Linked DNA regions of Homo sapiens: region 1 is linked to region 2. The links are chromatin loops, found by intact Hi-C in ENCODE. Cell type or tissue: lower lobe of right lung. All regions are shown on one strand. Each heading gives the region's core, and the rest is flanking DNA. Links, peaks and the distances in the headings are about the cores only.

Region 1 (16,892 bases), core at 559-5,558, 160 kb after region 2:
GGCCTCTGGAACTGTGAGAAAATAAATTTCTGTTGTGTTAAGCTCCCCAGATTATGGTAGTTTGCTATGGCAGCCCTAGGGGATCATACAGGGAGGTTCCCTTCAGAGTCCCCCTTGGAGCTGCCTTTGCTTCTCCATGTCCTCTGTGGTCAGGGCTCTTCCTGCATCACCCACAGGGCCCAGGGTGGGACTCTCAGTTGTATGAGCACAGCATACAGGACTGTGGCTTTGTCACAGCCAGCCACAGGGTGGTCCTTCGAAAATAGCCCTTTGCAAAGTCCAGGGATTGGCTGAGAGCCAGGATGCACTGCGCATCTCAGTTCCCCACCCCCACTACAATAGAGATGATGATATACCCTAAGTGTGCAGGTAATATTAGTGAATCAGCAGAATTTTGTTAAAACTATGCAAGGCTGAGTGCACAGGAGACAACTAGGAGGCCACAAGCATTTAAAGGCTATAATCTAGTTCTTATTAATAATGTAATGACAAAACTGCCATTTATTGAGCACTTAGCATGGGCACAGAGCACTTTATAAGCATTGTGTCATTTTAGCCTCCCATCAGGACTTATGATGTAAATAACGTGCCCAAGGTCAAGAAGCTAGTAAGTAACAGAAGAGGGCAGATAAGACATGTGCTCTTTAAAAGAAAGGAAGGAACAACAGAGCTGAAGATAGCATGTGCGTAGGACACAATTTCGCAGAAGAAGCAACATGCAGTGGTAGAAAAATCTGTAAAATGGAGACAAAATAATTCCAAATTCATGGGGTTGTTCTGAAGTCTAAATGAGCTAATGTTTCAAAGGATTTTTCCTCAGGTGTCTAGCATATAGTAAGGTCTCAACAAACATGAGCTGTGCTAATTATTATTAAAATGCATGGGGCAGACATCCAGAGCCTTCCAGATGGAAAGACTGTCTAGAGAAAAAGTAGAGATTCAGAAGGGTATATTTTATCCTAAAGTCAGGTGTAGACCCTGAGCATGAAGATGAAGAAAACAGTTATGGGTGGCTAAATAACACTAAAGGCATTGGGAAAGTACTCTGTGGTCTCTGGAGCTGGAGGGTCCTGAGACTTGCTGGGGGAGGGATAGGTAGGAATTAGGTGACACAGGGCTCCAGGCCCTTTCCTACCTCCTCCACCCTGAGCCAAACTGCACTGAGCTGGGGTTTTTTTTTTTTTTTTGTCTCACTCTGTCACCCAGGCTGGAGTGCAGTGGCACAATCTCAGCTCACTACAACCTCCGCCACCCCAGCCCAAGCGATTATTGTGCCTCAGCCTCCTGAGTAGCTGGGATCAAGGCGCGCGCCATGACACCCAGGTAATTTTTAGTAATTTTAGTACAGACAGGGTTTCACCATGTTGGCCAGGCTGGTCTCAAACTCCTGGCCTCATGTGATCCACCTGCGTTGGCCTGCCCAAAGTGCTGGGATTACAGGTGTGAACCACTGCACCTGGCCAACACTGAGCTGTTTACCCACAGTATTTCATTATGGGATTATGTCTATGGAATGCTTAATTTTGCTCCCTGTAGCCTTGTGATGTTGGACACATCTCTTCACCTCTTCACCTGTCTGAACATCGGTGTCCCCATTGTGAAATGGGATAATATAGCACCTGTCTCTGAGGGTGGCCAGTAGCATTCTATTATTCAATGCATGTCAAGAGCATAGAACAGTGTGGACACCTAGTACTAGCCAAAAGATTCTGCTATCACTTATAGAGAGGAAACTGCTGACAAGAGACAGGAAACAACTTCTGCAGGTGGCCAGGCTGGCTAGTAACAAAGCCAAGCCAAACCAATCTTTGACCTGTCAGATAACACTCCCATAATCCTGACCTATGCTTCTTCTATGCCAGGCACTGCTAAGGGCCTCACAAATATCATTCTTTTAAACTCATGACAATCCTGAGAGGTGAATATTATTATTTTCTCACTTTACAGATAAGAAAACTGAGAGCCAGAACAGTTAGATAATTTGCACAAGGGCTCAGAGCTGGTTAGTGACAGAGCTGGGATGCAAACCCAGGCAGCCTGGCACCAGACTATTAAACTTTGCCTCACTCAGGTGATATATCCATTTGTGGTCCAATCTCAAGAGAGAGTCGGTAAGGGACAAAAGTCAAGAGGTCTGGGATATAATTTCAGGAGCAGAGGGAGGTTTGCTGGGCTGTGTGTGGGGCAGGCAGGCCTGGGTCCTTGGCCTTTGTAACTAGCTCTTAGGGGAGCTCTGGGGACAATGTCCTCCAAGACCCAGCCTGCTGGTCAATCCTGTCTCCTTGCTGAGTCCCCTTTGCCCTTGTCCAGGTGCCCTTTGCCTTGAGCTTCTGCAGTGCCCTGGCTTCCAAACAACCTACTCTGATAAGCTGCACAGTCTTTCAACTCCCAGGTTCAAAGCCCAGCTCTGCTACCTGCTGTCCTTGGATGAGTTTTTTATTTATCCTCCTTACACCTCATTCCTCACCTGTAAAACAGGGATGGTTTTCTTATATTTGCTTTGCTTTATTCCAAGGATGATATCAGACAGTGTCTGCAAAACAAATGGCACATAGTATTACTAAATTCACGTTGGTTCCTCCCCACCCCCAGTCTACTCTGCTCCCTCCTTATCTATCCCCACTTTCCTCTAATTGTGGAATCGCAATCGTGGCTCTTTTCTGCAAACATCCCTCCATCAGATGACAAAATACTCAACTCAAACAGAAGTCAATCGATCCAAACTTAATAGTAACTAATATAACAGTGCTATGCACCAGGCTGGAGGAAAGTGCTTTAAATGCATTTTCTCCTTAAATCTTCAAATGAATCGTGCAATTTCCTGTGGTTTCAGAGACCTCAGTGAGTAACTTGCCCAAGGTCACACAGGGATTTAGTGTCAGAGCAGGATTTGGATCCACCCACCAAACCCAAGCAGACGGCTCCTGTCCAGTGCCTGCACCCTGCCGTCTGTTCCTGTGAGAAGCCAGTCCGGGCCACCCAGTTTCTCTCCCCAGAGAGCCCCCTGTCCCAGAGAAGGACCCTGTTCTGCAACCCAGAGAAGGGGACTCCTTGGGGATTTGGCCTGGGGCGGGTGCGCCCTCTGGGGGAGCCAGCAGAGAACGCCTGGGAAAAAAAAAAAAAAAAAAAAAAAAAAAACGCGGTGGGTGGGAAGGAGGCGGGGCTTGAAAAACCAAATTGCTTTCAACAGGTACTTGGCCAATCGCGAGGTACCGCAGCTCAGTGAAATCCCTAAGTTAAACCCAAGTACCATCCAGACTGATTGAACACTTATCTCCTGTGAGGGTCTGGAATGAATTGGTAACAGATGGATGAGAATTTCAAAACCAGAGAGGTGCCCACAGGAGCCAGCATGGGGGACAGTCCCTAGTGCTGGTGAGCTGACATCTAGGCATCATTGTTCAGTCCTGGGCTCATCAGAGGCAGCCAGGCGAGGTGGAAACTGTTCATGTCCAACTCAGAGAGTGTCAGATGCAAGAGGAATAGGACAACTGGGAGCACTGGTGGTCAAAGGGATTTCTGCTTCGGGTGCAAAATTGGAATTAAAAAAAAAACAACTCTGGAGATTCTATGATTGAAATATCTGTCAAGAATCTGTGATTCTATTACAGGTGCTGCTCTAGGAAAAAATGCACTGTGGGGGTCCTGCTCACACCTGGGGTTAATCTAAGGATTACAGAAGTGCATTTGGAGGGAATATTGAAGCAGACGGAGTGGGCTAGCCTAGTGGGTCTGCGTGTGGCCCCTGAAGAGCGGCTTCAGTGTCACTTGGGACTTGGTAAAAACACAAACTTGAGGTTCCAACCCCAGGCCTACCGAGTTAGAAACTGTACAAGTAGGGCCCAGGAATCTGTTTTAATAAGCCCTCCCAGGGACTCTGATGCAAGCTAAAGTTTCAGAATCACTCTCTAGAGTTCATCTTAATCTGGTGGTTATTTTCCTCTGTATTTTCATCACACAGTACTGATATTTACTACTGTTAATATAACAATAGAGCATCCATCAATTCGGCATTTATTATGAACCAACACAAAAATGAAAAAGACGTAGTACCTTCTTAGTAGGAGCTCACAAAATGATGAGAAACTCAATTTTAACCCAGACAACTGTCATGCGCACCCCAGCCAAGGGATGAACACACTAAGGGTGCAGAGGAAGAAGGGATTCATTTCTACTGATAAGCTGGCAGAAAGAATCACTGAAACAATGATTCGTGATTTGGATTTTGAAGGACATGTATCATGTTCAGCAAGCAGAGAAAGAGAAATTGATTATTACTTAATAATAGTTCAACCGTCCTTAAACCAAGGGTTTGCTTTTAGACCAAACAGAGCAGAATAGTTGTTTTCCTTGATATCTTTATTTGTGGGGCAAGTCAGGCAGCATCATCTGCTGGTGGTTCTCATGGTAATGGGAAAGCAAAAATAAATGATCTTCATCAGTTCATAAGGTTGCTAATCACCCAAGGTCAGGACTGGAGACTGTGAACCCAGACGCCACTGGTTTTGAGTAGAGGAGCAATATGCAGAGAGGAGAACTACCTGGTGACAGCAAGGATGTGTTGCTGTGTGTGGAGGGCCAGGCGTCCAAAATGGGGAGCGGGAGATGGAAGAGACATCAGCAGAGAGGAGGAGAGAAGAAATGAAGGAGGATTTGACTGAACTTGGTGGAGGCTTTCAGGAAAGAAGAAGAATCAATCGTTCAGTAGTACCTGTATTTGGCCTCCTAAATTAAATGTAAATAAGGCTTTGCAGCCTGAAAGCATAAGAGGAAATTTAAGCCAGAGTTTCAATTATTTAAAACTGCAACACAGTACACTTGGAGCTGGGATCCAGACTGTTCTGAGGAGTCAAACCACATCACTCATTAGACAGATCTTCTCTGAGCTCAGGACAAGCTAGCCCCTGGATCAGTCAGGGCCTAAGCAGAAGAGAGACACCACACAATAATTTGAACAGGAAAAGTTCAATATAAAGAATAAATCATAAAAGTGAATTGGATAACAGGGGATTGGCTAAAAGAACAAAAAGAGAACTCTAAAGAATAGAGGAATGGCAGACATAAGAAGCAGCTGCTATGCTGGGGGCTACTTAGGCCCATATGATAGCAGAGTTGCTTAGGTGCTTGCCAGCACAACTTGCTGGAAGTCAGTCTTCTAGGGTGCTAGGGAAAGCTGCTCCTAGGGAGGTGTCAGTGGAGGCACTCCACTATAAAACTACCACAGGTGGAGTGCCAGGGGAAGCTGCTGGCCTCCAGATGTTGCAGGAGCCTGGGACTGGAGAAGCTGTGCTTGCCACAGGAACCTATTGAACTAGGCAGTACACTGGAAGCAGGAAGCAAAACTCTTTCCTCCTGCAATGTCTCTCCAGCGCCCTCTACTCACAAAACTTTCCTTGGAAAAAGAAAAATATTTATAGGTCCCAGCTTAATTTTCACAGAGCAAGCAAAAAGGGTGAATTTGGAGTTGAAAAGCAATGAATTGGTAACTGGGACACCCCATAACTATCTTAGAAGGTTCAGGACACTCAAAAAGGGTATCGTTTGATTCCATATTACCGTAGAAAACAGTTTAATCTTGTCTAAGTTTGGACTTTAAGCAGGTAGAGGCTTGCCTGATGGGTACCTGGCCATGTGTGCATCAAAAACTTTATAAAAATTGATGCCTTTTCATCTAGGACTTCCATTTCTAAGGACAAGCAGAGGTAAACAGTGGTTCATTGCTGTGATATTTATTAGAAAGACAGAAAACGTGCTTAGAAGTCTGATATCTGGGGAATGGTTCAATAAGTTCTGATGTGTTTACAAGGTGAAATATAGGTCATTAAAATGATATTTTAAAATAATTTTTAATGGAATGAGAATATACTCATGATATAATGTAAAAAGGAAAAAAAGGACATGAATAGTATCTGTGGTACATTCCCAATTATGTTAAAATGTAAAAGAGTGTGTGTGTATGTTTAATAAAACAGAAGGCATGATAATGGTGTTTATCTCTGGATGGTGATTTTTATTTTTCTTCTCCATGCTTCTCTATATTTTTCATATTTCCTAGACTGAGCATGTGTTACCTTTATAATTTAAAAAATGTGAGCATGTTTTAAGGAATATGTACATCTCCAGCATTCAGTAGCAGGAGAGAAGCCTGGCTTCACGATTCCTTCTGGAAGCTTACGTTTAAGATCTGATTTTTCTTCAGGAGTACAGACTTTTAACGGCCTGTTTACAGCTCCACTGGGGTGTGGGTGGAGACAGAGCTCTTTCTGCCCATATCATTTCCTCTTCCTATATCTCTTGAATCTTTCCTTCCTTTGTGCAGAAGAAGAGAGAGAACAAAAATATACAGCAGTGTGATAACATGGCCTTCATAAAACTCTGCTCCTGACAGCAGCCACTGTGTATTTACTGACTGCAGAACTTCCCTCCCTCCTGCTCAACCCTCCCTCCTCCTCTGCTAGATATTTACCAATTCATTTGTATCCGATGTTCCTTCTGAAACAATCACTGGGATAAGATGAGATTCTCTTTTTCTGAGGTTTTCGCTTGCCAGAACAGCATTCCAGAATTCTGGTTTTGTTTTTCTTTTTTAAAAGAACTCAGTTATGGTAAAGATATGCATGCTGCATAATGATAAAATAATCTAACTTTCAAGTCAAAAAATAAAATATATTAATCTATATTATTTTAATAGCTTCTTATACAATAAAAAAGCATTGAATTTTCATAGGACACTTTTAATAAGTCACAGTGTGACCAACTCCTTCCTCTTTTCAAGAGTCTGATGGAAGTCCAGCAATTTAATAACAGATATCACTAAGGAAACATGAAAGAATAAGATGAATGGGATAGCTACCGGGAGGGTTGTTTAAACTATCAACCAATATGGCCCCCCTATACTCACACACACACATGGTCACACACACATGCACACTAGAAAGGACATGAAACTCCTCTCTGGCCTGTGGGGGCAGAAGACAGCTGGAGAGGAAGCAAGACCTCAAATTAATTGAAATTTCAATACCCACACGAGGCTACGGCTCCTGTTTGGACAGCATAAACAGAGGCAGAGTAAGTTTGGAGAGCTGAGAGCAGAGGAGCTCTGTTCGCTCTTTCTCTCCAGAACTCTGGTACCTCATAGGAGTGTCTCATGCCCTTTTGCAGTGGAAACTGTAGCGTGACAATGACTGAATGGGATGCCAGGGACACAGGGGTTCTGGGACAGTCTTACCTGTATTCCCACGGCTCTTAAGTGGCATGAGGGAGCTGTCACATTTTTCTGAGCCTCCCTTCCCCAAGAAAGATACAGTAGTTAGATTTTAAAAAAGGAGAGAAATGCTAATCTCCAGGATCCCTTTGCCTTGAGGGAATACTGGGTAGAAAGTGGTGTGAACTCTATGACTGCTATCATATGAGACCAGACCAAGACTGGAGGCCTGGCTATCATGGGTTCTGGGGCACTCCTCCCATATCCCTTCTCCAGGGCAGATGCACTCATCTCTCAGCTGCTGAGAATACTGGTTGCTGACCAGTATCCACTGGGAATTGCCCTGGCTGTGGGGAATTGGCCCCCGGGTGGGAGCAGTCCACACATAGTCAGTGACTGGCTGAGGTAGGGATACAAAAGCCAGCCTGTCCTGCTTCAATTTGGAGCAATCATAAGGCATTGTTCCAGCTCAAGAGCTCCCCCTGGGATCTAGGATCTGTCACCACATTACAGGACGGTTTCTATCTCTCCCCATTCCTGCCTTCCTTGTTCCCTTATTCCCATCTGCAAGACGCATAACTGCCAACACTTTCCAATAACCCCTCTGTAAGCCTTTTTCCATCTCAGAATGTGAATTCATTGTAATATAGTTGGTGCCGGGAGTGGTCCTAGGAAGCCAACTGCAAAAAGGGATTTTGGAAATGGGTCATTTGCTGGCTAGCTGGCAATGAGAACCCTAGACCTGGTGGCTGAGCATATGCATGGGACAAGAGCCCCAGAGTGTGCTGGACAGGTAACATTGTTCTGATCAGCACTAACACAGCTCCTTGGAGGACATTGCAGGGTCTCTGGCTTGCATTTTGAGAAGCCAGTGGAGGATTTTGAGTACAGAAGTGATTTAACCTCACTAATTTACAGGGAATATAGGGAGAAGAGAAACATGTTAAAAGACACCAAGGGGAAACAATCAGAAAAATCCAGGCTGGCAGAAATCCTACAGGATAAACAATGTTGTTTGATTATGTAAAAATATCTTGAAAGATGGAAGACACTATAAGCCAGGTTAGATGACATAAGTGTGTCTACGCATACAGCAGCTCAGGAATGTTACCCAAGAAACTGGTAATGGATGTGCTGGGACCAGATGTAGGCAGCTGTAATACAGAGTGAGGAGGAAAATTACCTTTTGAAGTATTTTCTTTTTTGCATGTTGTTTACTTCACCACCCTATCCAAATAATTCTATTTTGGTATCAAGTAATTGTATTATTTCTTTGGAAACAATACCAATAAATAAATATATCTTTTAAAAAAGGTAGCAATAGACTGGGAAAATCGACATTAATATTCCCAATATACAAATATTTTCTACAAGTCAATAAGAAGAAGATGAACAGCGAAACAGGAAAAAAGCTATTCATCAATCCATCTTTTTCGAATGGTTTTGATGAATCCCAAGCACGTGCCCAGCACTATTCTACATGCTGAGGATAGGGTGCTGAAGTAAACAAACAAAGACTCTGCAATCCAGAGGCTAACATTCAGTAATGGTGGGGTGTGCACGGAAGAAGAGCACATCTACAGGCAATTGACAGGAACAGAAATTCTAATGGTTATAAAGAAATAAAAAATTCTCGACCTCAAAAACAAATATATACAAAGTGAAACAGGAAGACATGATTTTAACCCATGGAGTGTCAAAGATTAAGTAGACCTAGAGCATCCATCCACAGTGAGAGTGGGGGAATTGGAACTCCTTTGTAATGTTGAATGGTATGTAAACCAGTGCAAGAGTGAAAGAGCATAATTTGCCTGTGTGTGTTAAAATAGAAATTATACATACACTTATAGCCAGCAATAACACACTTAGGAAACTTTGGAAATAATACCAAAAGTGCAGAAAGGCATATTGAGAAGCAGTGTTTATTACAGCATTTTTTTGAAACAGTGAAAATGTAAAAACAATCTCGATGCTCATCAGTAGATGATAGTTAAATAAATTATGATATATCCATAAGTACAAAATAGTACTATTTTGATGTTAAAAGAATGAGGTAAAGAATGAGGTAATTCTATAGATATTCACCTGGAAAAAGAAGGTTGCCAAGCAGAATATAGGAATTGTTCCCTGTTGGGTTTTTAAAAAGCTCTATCTGTATGATAAAACTTAATTTGTTAAAAAACAAAACTCTGTATGTGTGTTTTAAACTTTTCTTTTTGGAATAATTATAGACTCACAGAAAGTTTTTAAACTGTCTTTTAATTTTTTTACTTTTAATTGACACAAAAATTGTACATATTTATGGGATACATGTGATATTTCAATACATGCATACAATGTATAATGATCAAATCAGGGTAATTGGCATATCCATCACTCAAACATTTATCATTTCTTTGTGTTAAGAACATCTGAAATCATTTCTAGCTATTTTGAAATATACAATAAATTATTGTTACCCATAGGTACCCTACTGTGCTATAGAACACTGGAACAAATTCCTCCTGTGTGACTGTAATTTGCACCATCAATCATTCTCTCCTTATCTCCCCCTCCCTTTATCCTTCCCAGCCTCTAGTAACATCTAGTGTTTCACTCTATACTTCTATGAGATCAACTTTTTCAGCTCCCACATATGAATGAGAACATGCAATGTTTGTCGTTCTGTGTCTGGCTTATTTCATTTAACATGATGTCCCCCAGCACCAGGCTCATCCACTTTGCCTCAAATGACAGGATTTCATTTCTCTCTCTCTCTCTCTCTCTCTCTCTCTCTCTCTCTCTTTCTCTCTCTCTCTCTTTCTCCAGGGTCTTGCTCTGTTGCCCAGGCTGCGGTGTAGCAGTGCGGAGTGTAACAGTGCGAACATGACACACTGCAGCCTTGACCCCCCGGGGTCAAGAGATCCTGCCTCAGCCTCCCATGTAGTTGAGACCACAGGTGTGTGCCACCATACCTCGCTAATTTTTTATTTTTATTTTTTGTAGAGATGGGGTCTCACTTTTTTGCCCAGGCAGGTCTCAAACTCCTGGGCTCAAGTGATCCTCCCACCTCAAACCTCCCAAGGGCTGGGAGCACAGGTGTGAGCCACCACAGTCAGCCATCAGAATTTCATTAATTTTTATGGCTGAATAATATTCCATTATGTATATATACCATGTTATCTTTATTCATTCATCTGTTAATGGACACATAGTTGATTCTGTATCTTTGCTACTGTGAATAGTGATGCAATAAATATGGGAGTGTAGATATCTCTTTGACATACTGATATGATTAGGCTTTGTGTCCTCACCCAAATTTCATCTTGAATTGTAATCCCCGTAATCCCCATGTGTCAAGGGAGAGACTGAGTGGAGGTAATTGAATTATGGGGGCAGTCCCCCTTACCATGCTGTTCTCATGATAGTGACTGGGTTCTCATGAGATCTGATGGTTTTATAATGGGCTCTTCTCCTCTTCACTCAGCATTTCTCCTTCCTGCCACCTTGTGAAGAAGGTGCCTTGCTTCCCCTTCACCTTCTGCCATGATTGTAAGATTCCTAAGCCTACCGAGCCATGTTGGGCTGTGAGTCAATTAAACCTCTTTCCTTTATAAATTACCCAGTCTCAGGCAGTTCTTTATAGCAGTATGAAATCGGACTAATACACATACTGAATTTTATTTTGTTTGCTGCATACCCAGTGGTGGTATGGCTGGATCATATGGTATTTCTAGTTTTAGTTTTTAAAGGAAACTCCATACTGTTTTCCATAATGACTGTCCTAATTTACATCCCCACCAGCAGTGTATAAAAGTTCACCTTTCTCCACATCCTTACCAGCATTTGTTATTTTTTGTCTGTTTGATAACAGCTACTTTAAGTGGGGTGAGATAATATTTAATTGTGGTTTTTATTAGTATTTCCCTGACAATTAGTGGTGTTGAGCATTTTTTTCACATACCTGTCAGCCATTTGTATGTCTTCTTTTGAGAAATGTCTTTTCAGATCATTTGCCCATTTTTAAACCAAATTATTACTATTATTATTATTTTAATTTTATTTATTTATTTTTTTGAGATGGAGTCTCACTCTGTTGCCCAGGCTGGAGTACAGTGGCGCCATCTTAGCTCACGGCAAACTCTGCCTCCTGGGTTCAAGCGATTCTCCTGCCTCAGCCTCCTGAGTAGCTGGGATTACAGGTGTGTACCACCATGCCAGGGTAATTTTTGTAATTTTAGTAGAGATGGGGTTTCACCATGTTGGCCAGGCTGGTCTCACTCAAACTCCTCACCTCACGTGATCCGCCCACCTTGGCCTCCCAAAGTGTTGGGATTATAGGTGTGAGCCAGAGCGCCCAGCCTATCTCTATTATTTTTGCTGTTGAGTTGTTTGAGTTCCCTCTATATCCAGGATATTAATCCTTTGTTGGATAGATAATTTGCAAATATTTTCTCCTACTTTGTATGTTGTCTCTTCACTCTGTTGATTGGCTCCTTTGCTGCGCAGAAGTTTTAAAAATTTTATATAATCCCATTTGTCTGTTTTTGTTTTTGTTGCCTGTGCTTTCGAGGTCTTATCCATAAAAATCTTTGCCCAGACTAACATCCTAACACATTTCTCCTGTTTTCTTCTAGTAGTTTCATTGTTTCTCGTCTTTAATTTAACTCTTTACTCTATCTTGAATTGGTTTTTGTATATGGTGAGAGATAGTGGTCTAGTTTTATTCTTCCAAGTATTCTTCAATTGTCCCAGCACCATTTATTGAAAAGACTGTCCTTTCCCTAATATATGTTCTTGGCACTTTTGTTGAAAATCAGGTAGCAAATCGGTGAATTTATTTCTGGGTTCTCTATTCTGTTTCATTGGTCTATGTGCCTGTTTTTATGCTAGTAGCCTTGTAGAATATTCTGAAGTCAGGTAGAGTGATGCCTCCAGCTTTGTTCTTTTTGCTCATGATGTCTTTGGCTATTCAGGCTCCTTGTGGTTCCATACACATTTTTGGATTGTTTTTTCTATTTCTGTGAAGAATGTCACTGGTATTTTAATAAGAATTGCATTGAATCTGTAGATCACTTTGGGTAGTGTGGACATTTTAATAATATTATTTCTTACAACCTCTGAACATAGTATGTCTTTCCATTTTTTATGTCCTCTTTATTTCATCAGTGTTTTATAGTTTTCATTGGAAATATCTTTCACTTTCTTGGTTAAATTTACTTCTAGGCATTTTTATAGCTATTATAAATAAAATTGCTTTCTTAATTTTTTTAGATTGTTTGCTATTAGTGTACAGAAATGCTACTTTTTTTTTTTTAAGACAAAGTCTCACTGTGTCGCACAGGCTGGAGTGCAGTGGTGTGATCTCAGCTCACTGCAACCTCCACCTCCTGGGTTCAAGCAATTCTACTGCCTCAGCCTCCCGAGTAGCTGGGACTACAGGCCCACACCACCATGCCCAGTTAATTTTTTGTATTTTTAGGAGAGACAGGGTTTCACTATGTTGGTCAGGCTGCTCCCCAACTCCTGACCTCAGGTGATCTCCTGCCTCGGCCTCCCAAAGTGCTGGGATTACAGGCATGAGCCACTGCTCCCAGCCGTTACTAATTTTTGTACATTGATTTTTGTATTATCCAACTTTACTGAATTCATCGATCAGTTCTAACAGTTTTTTAGTGGAGTCTTTAGGATTTTTAAAATATGAGATCAAGTTGTTTGCAAACAGGAAGATTTTGATTTTCTCTTTTCCAATTTAGATGCCCTTTTCTTTTCTTTTTTTTTTTTTTGAGACGGAGTCTCGCTCTGCCGCCCAGGCTGGAGTGCAGTGGACGATCTCGGCTCACTGCAACCTCCGCCTCCCAGGTTCACGCCATTCTCCTGCCTCAGCCTCCTGAGTAGCTGGGACTACAGGTGCCTGCCACCATGCCCGGCTAATTTTTGTATTTTTAGTAGAGACAGAGTTTCACCATGTTAGCCAAGATGGTTTCAATCTCCTGACCTCGTGATCCGCTCACCTTGGCGTCCCATTTCTTTTCTTTTCTTTTCTTTTCTTTTCTTTCCTTTCCTTTGCTTTCCTTTCCTTTCCTTTTCTTTTCCTTTCCTTTTCTTTCTCTCTTTCTTTCTCTCTCTTTCTTTCTTTCTCTCTTTTTTTTTTTTGCCTAATTGCTCTGACCTTAGACTTCCAGTGCTATGTTGAATAAAAGTAGTTAAAGTAGGCATCCTTGTCTTGTTCCAGATCTTAGTGGAAAGGCTTTCAAATTTTCCCTGTTCAGTATAACATTAGGTGTGAGTTTGTCATATATGGCCTTTATTGTTTTGAAGTACATTTCTTTGATACCTGATTTGTTGAGAGTTCTTATCATAAGAAATGTTGAATTGTATCAAATGCTTTTTCTGCATCTATTGAGATAATCATATGGTTTCTGTCCTTCATTCTGTTCAAGCAACGTATCACAGTTGTTGATTTGTGTATGTTGAATCATCTTTGCATCCCTAGATAAGTCCTACTTGACCATGGTGTTTTATTTTTTTGATGTGCTGTTGCATTCAGTTTGCTAGTATTTTGTTGAGGATTTTTGCATCTATGGTCATCAGGGATATTAGTCTGTAGTTTTCTTTTGTGTGTGTGTCCTTCTCTGGTTTTGGTATCAGGGTAATGCTGGCCTTGTAGAGTGAGTTAGAAAGAATTCCCTCCTCTGGAGTTTTTTGGAAAAGTTTGAGAAGAATTGGTATTAATTCTTCTTTGCAAGTTTGGTAGAATTCAACAGTCAAACCATCCAGTCATTGACTTGTCTTATTGGGAGACTTTTTATTACTGATTCAATCTCATTATGTATTATTGGCCTGTTTATGTTTTCTATTTTTTCATGGTTCAATCTTAGCAGGTTGTATGTGTCTAAGAGTTTACTCATTTCCTCTAGGTTTTTCAATTTATTGGCACATAGTTTTTCATACTAGTCTCTAATAATTCCTTGTATTCTGTGGTATCACATGTAACATATTTTCTAAATCTCAGATTCTATTTCTTAATCTAGCTAAAGGCTTGTCAATTTTGTTTACCTTTTTTTAAAACTAACTTTTGTTATGTTAATCTTTTATATTATTTTAGTCTCAATTTCATTTATTTCTGCTCTAATCTTTATTATTTCTTTCATCGTACTAATTTTGGATTTGTTTTGTTCTTGCTTTTCTAGTTCCTTGAGGTATATCATTAGTTTGTTTATTTGACATTTTTTGACTTTCTTGATGTAGGTGTTTATGGCTATAAACTTCCCTATCGGTACTACTTTTGTTGTGTCCCATATGTTTTGGTATGGTGTGTTTCATTTTCATTTGTTTTAATAAATATTTAAACTTTCTTCTCAATTTCTTCACTGACCCTTTGGTCATTGAGCAGCATGTTGTAAAATGTACGTGCATTTGTACAGTTTCCAAAGTTCCTCTCTTATTGATATCTAATTTTATTCCATTGTGGTCAGAAAAGATACTTGATATGATCTTGATTTTAAAAAATATTTTGTGGCTTGTCTTGTGGCTTAACATATGGTCTATCCTGGAGAATGTTCCATATGCTAATAAGAATGTGTATTCTGCATCTATTGGATAAAATGTTCTGTAAATGTCCATTGGGTCCATTTGGTCTATAGTGTAGTTTAACTCTAATGTTTCCTTGTTGATTTTCTGTCTGGATGACCTTTCCATTGCTGAAAGTGAGCCATTGAAATATCCTACTATTATGGCATCGCAGTCAATCTCTCCCTTTAGGTCTATTAATATATTTGCTTTCTATATTTAGATGTCCAGTGTTGGGCATATATGTATTTATCATTTTTATACCCTCTTGCTCTATTGACTCATTTATAAATACATAATGGCCTTCTTTGCCTTTTTTTTTTTTTTTGCCATTCTTACTTAAAGTCTATTTTAGTATAGATATCCTGCTCATTTTTGGTTTCTTGTCTAATATAAGTACAGCTATTCCTTTTTTTTTTTTTTTTTTTTTTTGAGATGGAGTCTTGCTCTGTCACCCAGGCTGGAGCGCAGTGGCACCATCTTGGCTCACTGCAGCCTCTGCCTCCTGGGTTCAAGTGATTCTCCTGCCTCAGCCTCCCAAGTAGCTGGGATTACAGGTGCGTGCCACCATGCCCAGCTAATTTTCTTATATTTTCAGTAGAGACGGGATTTCACCATGTTGGCCAGACTCCTGACCTCAGGTGATCCACCCACCTTGCCCTCCCAAAGTGCTGGGATTACAGGCTTGAGCCACCATGCCCAGACCTGGTTTTTATCTAATATAAGTATAGCTATTCCATTTTTCATCGAAATATCTTTTTCCATTTTTTCACTTTCAGTCTTGTGTGTATCTTTTTCCATTTTTTCACTTTCAGTCTTGTGTGTATTTATAGGTGAAGTGAGTTTCTTGTAGGCAACGTATAGTTAGGTCTTATTTTTTCTTTAATCCATTCAGCCACTCTGTGTCTTTTAATTGGATAATTAAATTCATTTACATTCAAGATTATTATTGATAGGTAAGGACTTACTACTACCATTTTGTCACTTGTTTTCTGGTTTGTTTTGTAGACTCTTTCTTCCTTTTTTCTGTCTTCCTTTGTAGTTACGTGGTTTTCCCTAGTAGAGATGTTTTGATTGCATGCTATTTATTTTTCTATTATAAATGTATCTATTATAAATTTTTGCTTTGTGGTTACCATGAAGCTTATAAAACACTCTTACAGTTATAACATGTTATTTTAAATGGATAACGACTTAACTTTATTAACAAAGCAAAGAAACAAAATTAAACTCTACACTTTAACAATATCTCCTCCACTTTTTGGCTTTCTGATATTTCAAATTACATCTTTTTATATTGCCTTCTAACCCATTATTACAGTTATTATTATCTTTAATACTGTTATATTTTAGTCAATACTAAAAATATAAGTGGTTTTGATGCCTTAATTATAGTATTAGAGTATTCTGAATTTATCTGTATATTCACTTTTACTAGTAAGTTTTATAAGTTTTACACCTTTAGATGTTTTCTTGTTACACATTAGCAGCTATCTTTCAGATTGAAGAACTTCCTTAGCATTTCTGTTAAGAGAGGTCTGGTGTTGATAAATTCTCTCAGCTTTTATTTGTTTGAGAAAGTCTTTGTCACACTATCATGTTTGAAGGATAGCTTTTCTGGGTACAGTATTCTTGACTGTTTTTTCCCCCCTTTCAAAACATTGAATATACCATCCTACTCTCTCTAGGCCTGCAGGGTTTCTCTTGAGAAATCTGCTGAAGGTCATGTTGGGGCTTTGTTGAATGTGATATATTTTTCTCTCTTTTTCTTGCTGCGTTCAGTATTCTCCTTTTGTCTTTGATTTTTGATAACGTGATTATGACGTGCCTTGGGGAACTCCTCTTTGGGTTGAATTTGATTGGTGACCTCTGAGCTTCCTGTATCTGGATGGTGTTGTCTTTTTCCATATTTGGGAAATTATCACCTATTATCTCCTTAAATATGTGTTCTAGGCCTTTTTCTCTCTTATCTCCTTTGGGAACTCCTGTTATGCAGATGTTATTTCACTTGATAGTGTCTCATAATTCCTGTAGGCCTTCCTCACTTTTTAAATTGTTTTTTCTTTTTGCTGTTCTGATTAGGTAATTTCAAATGTTCTGTCTTTGGGCTCTCAGATTCTTTCCTGTTTGACCAACT
Region 2 (12,221 bases), core at 7,110-12,109:
CATCGTCACCTTTGTACGTCCTATTCCCTCTGTCTCTTCGTACTCTGTCAAAACTCTGGTTTTGCGTTACCTCTTTTGTGAAAACATCTGTATTCTCTATACAACAGTGTGTTTAGAGTAGACTAGTCTGTATGAAAATGCCCAGACGGGGCAGAGGACTGAAGGAAATTAGTTACTTTCCTTGATGTACTGCACTTTTGTTAACAAAGCTAGACTGTTAGGTTTCCCTCACAGGCTTAATCACATGATTGATCCACCAGAAGGCGCAGTAGATAGAGCCTCCCCACATATTTTCCCATGAACTGCTCTCAACCAAGATCCCAGTTCCTGTTGTTCCCGTAACCATTTTTTCTAACTTCAGTGTATTTATTCCTGATTTCATCTTGTTGGTTTTGATCTGTTTTTCTCTCTTACTAAGATCACTTGGAGTTCTGATACTCTGTGTCTTCACAAATACATTAACAAGCCATTGTTCCCAGCTTGCTTTTTGGGAAAATTGATAAATATGTCTTATGCAGCCTCAGGATCTTCATAAAAATTGAGAACAAAAGAATTTCATAGGTTTTAATTTTTTAACCAAGAGATACCAAAATCTGATGACGTGTGAAAATTGGAACATTTTCTTGTCTACAGTCCTCCAATGCACTTAATCTTCCAAAGATTACCTCCTGCCTTATTACATCTGCACATCTTTTCAGTTCTTTGCGATTTAACTTATTTGATTTCCAAGGCCCTATGTAAGGGCTCTCTCATCAGTTTTCTGCACCAATGTTTATGCTACCCTTTTCAGTTGCAAATTGTTATCTCTTTTTCTTTTGTGGAGACAGAGTCTCCTTCTGTCTCCTGGAGTGCAGTGGCAAGATCTCGGCTCACTGCAACCTCTGCCTCCTGAGTTCAAGCAGTTCTCCTACCTCAGCCTCCGAGTAGCTGGGACTACAGGCGCGCGTCACTCTGCCCAGCTAATATTTCTATTTTTAGTAGAGACGGGGTTTCACATGTTGGCCAAGCTGGTCGCAAACTCCTGACCTCAGGTGATCCGCCGGGGCCTCCCAAAGTGTTGGGGTTACAGGGGTGAGCTACCACACCTGGCCCTGTTATCACTGATGGCCACATATTAATATACAGGTTAGGTATCTTTAATCTGAAACTTTTTGAGTACCAACATGACACCACAAGTGGGAAATTCTTTTTTTTTTTTTTTTTGAGACGGAGTCCCGCTCTGTCGCTCAAGGTGGAGTGCAGTGGCACAATCTCAGCTCACTGCAAGCTCTGCCTCCCAGGTTCACGCCATTCTCCTGCTTCAGCCTCCCAAGTAGCTGGGACTACAGGCACCTGCCACCATGCCCAGCTAATTTTTTTTTGTATTTTTAGTAGAGACGGGGTTTCACTGTGTTAGCCAAGATGGTCTTGACCTCCTGATCTCCTCGTGATCTGCCTGCCTCGGCCTCCCAAAGTGCTGGGATTACAGGCGTGAGCCACCGCACCCGGCCCACAAATGGAAAATTCTTTACCCGATCTCACGTGATCGGTGGCAGTCAAAACTTTGTTTCATGTACAAAATTATTTAAAATATTGTATAAAATTAACTTTAAGCTATATGTGTAAGATTTATATGAAACAAATGAATTTCATGTTTGGACTTGAGTCCCATCTCCAAGATATCTCCTTTATGCAAAATTTTAAAAAATCTAAAATACTTCTGGTCACAAGCATTTCAGATAATACTCAACCTGTATCATCTTTGCTAAGTATCCCTCTTCTTTATTATCTGCCATTAGCATTCATTAAATGTTTTCTCTGTGCTACCCTTCCAAGCACTATACATGCTTCATCTCATTCAAGTCTCATTACCTCTCCATAATTAACTTCATTTAAATTTGAGGAAACTGGGGCACAGAGAGGTTAAGTAACTTGCCCCTGGTTACACAGCAAGGAAGTCATAGAGCTAGAATATGAGCCCAAATCATCTCATTCAAATCCTAGCACTTCTATATCAACATGGCCCCTCATTTGTTATCTGAAATCAGTGCAGTAGAAAATAGGAGAGTAGTTCTAAGTCCCAGCCAAGCATCAGACTCAGGTGGAGTATTTTTCGCTTTTTTTTTTTGAGATGGAGTTTCACTTTTGTTGCCGAGGCTGGAGTGCAATGTTGCAGTCTCGGCTCACTGCACCCTCTTCCTCCCAGGTTCAAGTGATCTTCCTGCCTCAGCCTCCTGAGTAGCTGGGATTATAGGCGCACACCACCACACCCGGCTAATTTTGTATTTTCAGTAGAGACGGGGTTTCTCCATGTTGGTCAGGCTGGTCTCGAACTCCTGATCTCAGGTGATCCGCCTGCCTCGGCCTCCCAAAGTGCTAGGATTACAGGCATGAGCCACCATGCCTGGCTGGAGTATTTTTCTTAACCAACTTTATTGAGGTAGAATTTACATGCCATAAAATTACCCATTTTATGTGTACAGCTTTATGTTTTTTTATTAATTTAGCAAGCTGTACAACCATTACCACATTCCAGCTTTAGGACTTTTTTTTTTTTTTTTAGTCTTGTATTAGTGCATTTTTTTTTTTATACTTTAAGTTCTGAGGACATTTTCATCATCCTGCGGAACTTTTTTAACACACAATTTTGAGTCCCAAACTGGACTTCAGTCAGAATTTATGGGTGGAGTCGGAGCTCCACGAGTGATTCCGATTTGCAGCCATGAACTATTAGTCTGGCCATAGTGGGAAGGACTGATAAGAGGACTGCATCCGGACCACACATCTAGGCTCTCTGAAATCTGCCTTCTGACCTGTTCCACCCCACTGCCCACTACTTCTCCCCAGGCGTCTCTGATAGTCAGGCGAACAGTCTCAGCCTCTGAGGCAGGTCTGGTCCTCAACCCATACATGTACAGTTGACCCTGGAACAATACAGCAGGTGGGGTGTCAACCCCAAGCAGTTGAAAATCAAGTTGAAAAAAAGTATAACTTTTGGCTCCTCCAAAACTTAATTACTAATAGCCTACTGTTGGCCAGAAGCCTTACCAATAACATAAACCATTGATTAACATATATTCTGAGGCCGGGCACGGTGGCTCACACCTGTAATCCTAACACTTTGGGAGGCTGAGGCAGGTGGATCACTTGAGCCCAGGAGTTCAAGATTGGGCTGGGCAACATGGCAAAATTCTGTCTCTACAAAAATTAGGCATGGTGGCACATGCTGTAGTCCCAGCTACTTAGGAGGCTGAGGTGGGAAGATAGATTGAGCCCAGGAGGTCAAGGCTGCAGTGAGCTATGATTGTGCCACTGCATTCCAGCCTGGGCCACAGAGTAAGACCCTGCCTCAAAAAAAGAATTTTAAAAACATATATCCTGCATGTTATATGTATTATATACTGTATTCTTAACAATAAAACAAGCTAGAGAAAAGAAAGTCATAAGAAAAGAAATAGGTTACTGTTCATTAAGTGGAAGTGGATCATCATAAAGGTCTTCATCATCTTTACATTGAGTAGGCTGAGGAGGAGTTGGTTTTGCTCTCTCTGCGATTGCAGAGAAAGAAGAGGTGGAGGAGTTAGAAGGGGAGGCTGGAAAGGCAGGCATACTCGGTGTAACTTTTTTTGAAAAAAATCTGTGTGTAAGTGGCACTGTGCAGTTCAAACCCATGTTGTTCAAGGGTCACCTGTATTTGTTTCAGTCCCCATGCCTTTGCTTATGTTGTTCGTCCTACCTGAAATGTGCTCCTCCTCTTCTAAGGGCCTGCTCACTTTCTAGAGAACTCAAGTGCCTCTTCTCTTTTCTTCGAGAATCTTTCTGTCGCCACTCTTGTCTCTCCAGGAAGGGTCCATGCTCTTGCATCCCTGACCTGCCATTGTACTGTGTGTGGGAATTCTGTCTCACCAGAGTATAAGATCTGGGAGGTGGGAATAAATGTTACACACATCTCTTTTCTTAGTACTGGACATAGAGCTAGCAGACATCCGACTTGGTTGTGATGATGGTTGCACAGCTCTCTAAATTTTCCAAAAATTGTTGAATTATATACATAAAATCAGTAATTAATTTATGGTTATACCTTAGTAAGGTGGTAAAAGCTTCACAGATGAGTCTGATGCTCAGGGCACGTTAATTATGTTTAATACTTGGTGGCAGTGATACATCTCTTAATTTTTAATATCTGGATGCATATTTTGGAGTATTAAATATATATGCTCCTATCTTTACAGGAATCCTACGGCCCCTGAATATTTTGGCATCTTCAACCTACCGCAACTGTGTCAAGAATGCCTCTCTTATTTCTGCATTGTCCACTGGACGTTTTAGTCATATTCAGACACCAGTTGTTTCCTCCACTCCCAGACTTACCACATCTGAGAGAAACCTGACATGTGGGCATACCTCAGTGATCCTTAATAGGTAGAGTATATTTCTTTGTGGGGTTTTTTTTGTTTTTTGTTTTTTGTTTTTTTTTGAGACGGAGTCTCACTCTGTTGCCCAGGCCAGAGTGCAGTGGTGCATTCTCAGCTCACTGCAACCTCCACCTCCGGGGTTCAAGCAATTCTCCTGCCTCAGCCTCCTAAGTAGCTGGAAAGTTCTGGGATTACAGGCGTGAGCCACTGTGCCTGGCTGGTAGAGTCTATTTCAATAAACATGATGCTTAGACAAACTTTCCAAGATATTCATGCCTGCAGGGGTATCCTAGAAGTAGGTGGTATTCTTTGCCTACCTGCAGTTAATTATGTAGACATCTGCTTGATTGAGTGGGAGACTGTGACTGACATCCATGTATCTAGGCGCCTGCAGCAGGAAAATGCCAAACACAGCATGCTTCTGATGTTGTATGTGTGCTTTCCTGCATGGAGGCTGTCATCCAAAGTGGAGGGTGCACAAGACGCTCAGCTTATAAGGATGGGCTGCATGTGTTGGTCATTCAGTCAGCAAATACTCAGTTAAATACCCCTGGGTGCCTAGCACTGTACTTGGCAAAAAGGACATAAGGGTAAACAAATTGAAGTCCTCAAGGAGTTTGCAATCTGGTGGGAAGATGGATAAGAAATAAAGCGATGATAATAGAATGAATTATTTTACAGGGATTGAGGGGGTAGGTTTTAGAAGATTGCGAGTTGGTGATGGTTGCTATTCTAATTTATGCTTAATGTCATGGGTCATTGGAAGTAATATTGTATATGAAAAGTTAGTTCCAGTCCATTGGAGCAGCTTTACTCATTTCTCAGTATAGATAATGAATTTTAATCCTTTAATCAGTCTGATTACAAGCTAAAAATTTTAAAATATATTTTTAGAATGGCCCCCGTGCTTCCAAGTGTCCTGAAGCTGCCAGTCAGATCTCTAACATACTTCAGTGCAAGAAAAGGCAAGAGAAAGACCGTGAAAGCTGTCATCGATAGGTTTCTTCGACTTCATTGTGGCCTTTGGGTGAGGAGAAAGGTGAGTCTTCACACTGTTACTAAATTGAAAAAGGAATGTGAGGCCGGGCGTGGTGGCTCACGCCTATAATCCCAGCACTTTGGCGGGTGGATCATAAGGTCAGGAGTTCAAGACCAGCTTGGCCAACATGGTGAAACTCCATCTCTACTAAAAATACAAAAATTAGGCGTGGTGGCAGGCACCTGTAATTCCAGCTACTCGGGAGGCTGAGGCACATAATTGCTTGAACCCGGGAGGTGGAGGTTGTAGTGAGCCAAGATCGAACCACTGCACTCCAGCCTGGGCGACAGAGCGAGACTCCGTCTCAAAAAAGAAAAGAAAAAAGGAGTGTGAGCAGATTAAAATCAAACAGAATTCAGAATTCAGCCAGGCACTGTAGCTCATGCCTGTAATCCCAGCACTTTGGGAGGCCAAGGCGGGCAGAACACTTGAGGTCAGGCGTTGTGGCAGGTGCCTATAATCCCAGCTGCTTGGGAAGCTGAGGCAGGAGAGTCGCTTGAACCTGGAAGGCAGAGGCTGCAGTGAGCCAAGATCACGCCACTGCACTCCAGCCTAGGTGACACAGCAAGACTTCATCTCAAAAAATGAAAAGAAAGCAGCTTAAGACCAGTTTTGCAAAACCATTTTTGAGATTTAGTAACTGCCCAAATCCTAATTCCCTTTCATTACTTGGAAATTAAATCTTTAAAAATCAAAATTTGGTTCCCTGTAAAAATAAAATAGTTGGTAGAACTTTCTTGATGTTTGAAAGGTTGAAAGGATTCTCCCGTTTTATAAACAGTACTAAATTAGTAGATAAATGGGTTGGTTGGAACTCTCAGCTCATTTCTCTATTGAAACACTGTGGTGGGTAGTTTCCTACACCAGTCAGCAGAAGCTCATATAATCCATAAAGCAGCTAAACTAAAGGTCTAATGTTCTGAGTTTTGTGAATTTGAGACCACTGGAAACATTTCTTCCCTTTTGTGTGTATGTGTTTTTTTTTTTTTCTTTTTTTGAGACAAAGTGTCACTCTATCGCCCAGGCTAGAGTGCAGTGGCACAATCTTGGCTCACTGTGACCTCTGCCTCACGGGTTCAGGCCATTCTCCTGCCTCAGCCTTCCGAGTAGCTGGGATTACAGGCATGCACCACCATGCCAGGCTAATTTTTGTATTTTTAGTAGAGACGGGTTTTCACCATGTTGGCCAGGCTGGTCTTGAACTCCTGACCTTAAGTGATCCACCTGTCTCGGCCTCCCAAAGTGCTGGGATTACAGGCATGGGCCGTGACGCCTAGCCCCACCCTTTGGTTTTTATACCAGTTATTTCCAGGTCCTCTTCTAGCCCTAGGTAAAATGAAATGGGTGGGTTTCCTTGCCTTCCTTTCCATGTCCCTCTTACTGGGCTCTGGGGCCCTCATGTTACTGTAAAGGACCCGATCATACTCTCCAGTCATAATACCTAGCTTCAGTTCAGGGCTCCCGAAAGTATACCCTGTATAGAATGCCCTGCCTCTTCAAAATCTAATTTTCAGAGAAAAAAAAAATCTGGGTAGATGAATTCAAACTAATGTGTAAAACAAAGTATTTTCCATGACACGGTTTCATCCAGCAGTCCTTGGTATTTATTGTTCATTCCCTCCTTCCATTTTTGAATCTAGAGATTGTCTAAAAAATTTCAAGCATTTTCATAGTGGTTCCATTCTGTGAATAATCTTTAAAGGATACTGGTGGTAATGAGCAGGGCAATAAATTAGGTGTTTGTACGTCAGAGATCCATAGTAACCCAGTTTGGCCTGCAAACTATGAAATTATTACACAAATGTGGAGATTTGGCTTTAAATGTTTGCATTTAAAATTGTAAGCAGTGAGTAGCAAAAATCTAACCTCTAGCATTCTAAAACCAGAACTCTTAAATAACCTTTCCTTATTTCATCACTGTCCTTATAGAAGTTGATGGTCACAGTGATGATACTAAGACATGTCAGAAATGCAAGGCACATTCTCGGCAAAGAGCCATGGTTTTGTTCAGTTGGTATTGTGCCATAAAGAGCCCTTGGCTTGAAAGGACCCAAGGGCTCACCGTGTGGTTTTAGCCAGATGTTAATTAAGCTGGATGGCACCTAAGATCCCTTCTAGTTTAAACAGGCTATGATTATAGTTTTTATAATCAATCAAATTTTCCTTTCCTGTCTTTAAAAATAAATTCTTCAAAATGAATAATACCTGTATGGGTGTATATGAAAGTTCTGGGTTAAATATGTGGGTTAACCATTCCTTCACCACTCCTAATAATAGTCTTACCATATTCATAATTCCTTAGAAAAGTACTTCCTATAAAAATTGGTCCCTTGTGTGTGAAAATAATAAATGAAGCAATATATTTGAGAACTGTGCTTCTCAGCTCTTGTAATACTCAGCCTCCTTAATAAATATTAATGTTGTTACCTCGCCTGCACTCCATCCTCCTCTACATTAGGAAAGACAGTGGTTAAGAACTCTTATTAGCCTGGGCAAGATGGTGAGACCTTATCTCTACAAAAATTTAAAAAGTAGCTGGGTATGGTGGTGCACACTTGTGGTCCCAGCTATACGAGAGGCTGAGGCAGGAGGATCACTTGAGCCCAGGAGGTAGAGGCTGCAGTGACCGTGATCATGCCACTGCACTCCAGCCTGGGTGACAGAGTGAGACCCTGTCTCAAAATGAAACAAAAAAAGAACTCTTATTAGCCCTCAGACCTCTGTCTGCTACTTCTCTAATCAATGGTTTCTTTTTTTAAAGATGTAAAATAGAATAATAGTATGTTGTTAAAGATTGCTGAAGAGATAGTAAGATCATACCTGTTAAGTTAGTGATTATAATTCTGTCATTATCTTGTACTTTCCCAGCCACACACATTTAGTTTTATTTTCTGTGAGTTTAATTTAAATAATTTTTTTCTAAAATATGATTTATTACTAATTCTTTTTTAAACTACACATGCTTTCTCCATCCCCCTCCCCGCCACCCTCCCTTCCCCCGGCCATTGAGAATCACATCTTTCCAAGAAATAGTCCAGCCCCTATGGAAGTCTGGTTTTTGTTCTTATTGGGTCTATAAACCTTGAGTTGTGAAGATACCTGTTGTTTCATACATAGTATGATGTTTTACATTTCTTTGTAATATCTGACAGGCTGGCTATAAGAAAAAATTATGGAAAAAGACACCTGCAAGGAAGAAGCGATTGAGGGAATTTGTATTCTGCAATAAAACCCAGAGTAAACTCTTAGATAAAATGACGACGTCCTTCTGGAAGAGGCGAAACTGGTACGTTGATGATCCTTATCAGAAGTATCATGATCGAACAAACCTGAAAGTATAGATCAGAAGTTTCACTTGTTTCTCAGTTATTGGATATGTATCTTTGTGTACATATCTTTGCAAAAATGGATAAGTACAAAACTTGATGTAAATTGTACCAATGAATACGTAAACATACAGTGACAACATTAAACTTAGAAAAGTTTTAAAACTTAATGGATCAGACTTTGCCAGATTTGGTTAGGGAAACAGAAATTTAGAATGGTGCATTATTTTTAACAAATGGTATTGGCTTAACTAGTTGTTTCAGTTATGCTCTTTTAGTTGCAAGGAATCTCAAGTGGGACAAACATAAAAAGACTCAAAAGCTACAAGTTAGCTCAAGCAATGTGACATTATTTCAAGGATATGTGCCAGGGAATTCAGGAACCACCTCACCAACCCCATCTCCCACTCAGAAATCACCTCCCAGCCTCAGGAAGAGTAGAAATTGGGTGGTGCTCCTCAGCAGGGGAAGGTGGATGTTTAGGCTTGGGCTCTGCATGCATGTGACTTGCTTCTTTTTGCATTGTTAACTCCATTCTCTCTATTCACCAACTTCTCTACACAGCTTTTGCATACTTACAGTTTCTGTTCCTTTGTAATAACTTTAACTTGCACCTTTGAGGTTCTTTTCTACATGATGACCTTCAGCTCCTGCTGCTAGTCTCCAATTGCCAAGGGAATTTAACTGGGCCAGACTACCTTTTTATACTAGGTCTGGTTGGGTCATTGTCTAGAGTAGGGATTGGCTGTCCTTAAGTCAGGAGCCCGCTTTGTATTAGCAGGTTTGCATGCAGCAAAAAAACAGTTATGTGAGCAGTTTCACTTGGAGGTTCACATGGGGTGGCAGCACACTTAACATCTAACACACCAGGTTCATTGTGTTCATAACACTTGTCATTTACTGTAACAACATTTTTTCATAGGAGAGTAAATAGCCCTTCAGCATGCTCATTCATGAAACAGAAGAGGCTGTACAAGTGAAGACAAGGGCTTTTTATGCAAGTTTTGAAAGATAGGTATTTATTTTTTCTAGAGACAGGAGTTTTGCTCTGTTGCCCAGGCTGGAGTGCAGTGGTGCAATCATAGCTCATTGAAGCCTCGCACTCCTGGGCTCAAGTGGTCCTCCTGCCTCAGCTTACTGAGTAAGGATATGTATTTCTTAAAAGTTAGTTTATCCACTTCAGATTTCATGTTTTCATTTGTAAGGATAAACTTTTCCCACAAATTTTCAACAATCATTGTAGAAACTAAGGGGGAGAAAGTAATCTCAGTTGTTTTAGAAACGAAAAAGTTAAGCATTGTTTACTTGAAGTGGGCAGGGAAGCAGCACTGAGTAAAGTTCAATTGAGTGGTTACAGTCTAGGGCAGTGGTTCCCAACTCTCCGATCAGAATCATCTGGGAAGCATTTTCAAACAGCAAAGTACTTTGAAAACCATTATTAAATAGAATTATGCATGAATTACTGTTTCAGATCCTTTAATGTGGTAGTTGGTAATAATAAGATGAAATTCCTCTGTTGTTAGTAAAATTATGAAATTGAAGTTCTGCAGCATGTCAGGCCAGGATTATTAGGGAGATTCCTCGAAACTAGTGTGTGTTTATTAAAAGGAGAAAGGATAACAATAGAATGTTCTAAAACCAGAAGTCCAAGTGCGTGTCTACTTATGGGACCAATAAATAAAGAACAGACATTTGATTTGAGGTGAGGTAAAAGCCTGAAACATGGAATGGCATTCTGTTTTGATGGATTTTCATTTCTTCGCACTTCTGAGACGGCAAAGCCAACCACTTAGAAGCCTTCCACATCTTTGTCACCTGCCTGGCTCCTGCTCTCTGATGTACCTCTGGGTAGTGAGATGGAAATGGTGCCTGCAGAAGTTGGGGAGAAGGATACTTTTGCACAGCCTCCATGATGTCTTTATTGCAAATATGGATGACAAGGGTCTCTGTTACAGGGGCCTCAGAGCACCTTCGTTTCTCCTCTAGACCAGGGACAGGTGTAGAGATAAGGACTGGCAACCAGAGCCTCAGCATCCAAAGATGGACTGAAGTGGGATGGCTGACAGGCACATAACTTACGGGAAAGGGAATTTCATACATACGATTTTTGTTTTGTGGGTAGGAGGGCTTATCATCAACACTGATTTTATAATCTGACAATAAATGTCTTTCATTAAAGAGTTTACCTAAATGATGTTCGATTATATGTATAATTTATAAAATATTTATGTATAGTTTGTTTATTCAGGTATATGTATAATTTATTGAACACCTACTATGTCCCAGCATATCTACAAAACTGGGTACATACATACTGTCTAACTGCTAATCCACATTTCCAGTCTTACAAAGGACATAATGATTAGTTAAGCCCTAATTTAGATTTGAGGAAACTGAAGCTGAGAGAGGGTTAAGTAAATTACCCAAAGTACAGCTAATAAGACCCAGAATCTCAGTCTCACTCCTTGGGATCCTGTGTATTTCCCTGAGTCTTCTAACATATGAAAATTCATATCTAAATCAACAAGTGACTGTAATCTGGTACTATAAATACTAAATAAACACTTCTTCATAACACTGTACCAATTCAGCTTTTAAATTTTATTACTTTGCTTTCCTGTCCTTTGCCAACTCTTAACCTAGTTAATCCTAGTTCTGTTGACATTGGACCAGGCTCAGTAAATAAACGAATGGATTTCCAGCCTTTTTTTCCCATCTGTTCCTGCTTTTAGTCCTCTGAATCTGCTTCTTTTCTTACTGCTGCTTTATTTTACAGTGATTTTGTCAAACATAGAATACAGGACTAAAAATGCAAAGAAATTGGGTCTGTGTTTAATTTTGATGTTTCAAATTTTGAGCTTCCAAGTCTTTGTGGCCACCCAATGAAGTTTGAGTCTGCCTGTTCAGATGTGAAAGGTAAGGGCTGCAGCAGGTTTAAGGGTGGCCCTTCACCACCCTGTTGTCACCTGCACAGGCACTCCCCCATTTGCAGATGAAGAAATGTTCAGAGAAGAAAAATGATGGACCAAACGTCTGTTTGCACAATTGAAACTCTACCAGTGGACTATTCTATTTTCACAGCTACCTAGTTTCTGCCGATGATTTTTTTAAATGTGAAATAAACAGTGATACTTTCAGGTTTGTAGTTGTGTGATGAACTGGTTTTCAAAACATTTATATCATCTGGTTTTCTTTCCCTCTCAACATCCTATGCAACAGGCACGGGGCCAAGTCACCAGGCCAGTCGGTGGCTGAACACTCAGCTTCTAATCCTTGCTACCTCCCATATTTGAAAAAAAGTATTTCCTGTTTCCTTTTAAGCCCAACATTACAAAGATGTTTTTTAAAAGAAAAATGTTAAGACTTTATTCAAGATGTGTATCAGGCATTATAACAAAACAGCAGAACTTCAACCTTTGGAATACTGTAATTTTACATCCCTTTGATGCACAGTCCAGTATA

Evidence for each region. A loop is a pair of places that touch in the nucleus more often than their neighbours do. Peaks named below come from ENCODE experiments on the same cell type or tissue, not always from the same donor. Only the 100,000 strongest peaks of a DNase experiment are listed, where the experiment ranks them.
Region 1: it touches region 2 in a loop (4-fold over the local background); 103 of 110 quality-filtered maps call a loop at or near these places.

Annotation. Positions count from the first base shown.
Region 1 is chr2:86,365,389-86,382,280 of GRCh38, forward strand. No RefSeq gene overlaps it. Among named protein-coding and RNA genes, the nearest start is that of REEP1, 36 kb to the left of the region's middle. In lower lobe of right lung, for the core only: a CTCF peak has its summit at 3,063 (motif pointing left); a DNase peak (open chromatin) is centred at 3,063.
Region 2 is chr2:86,201,895-86,214,115 of GRCh38, forward strand. MRPL35 (mitochondrial ribosomal protein L35) reads left to right here. Exons shown (of 4, transcript NM_016622.4): 2 at 4,212-4,401; 3 at 5,289-5,433; 4 at 8,586-11,896. The coding sequence ends at 8,774. REEP1 (receptor accessory protein 1) reads right to left here. Exons shown (of 9, transcript NM_001371279.1): 9 at 12,099-12,221. Among named protein-coding and RNA genes, the nearest start is that of MRPL35, 8.5 kb to the left of the region's middle. In lower lobe of right lung, for the core only: no CTCF peak of the experiment used is centred there; a DNase peak (open chromatin) is centred at 9,847.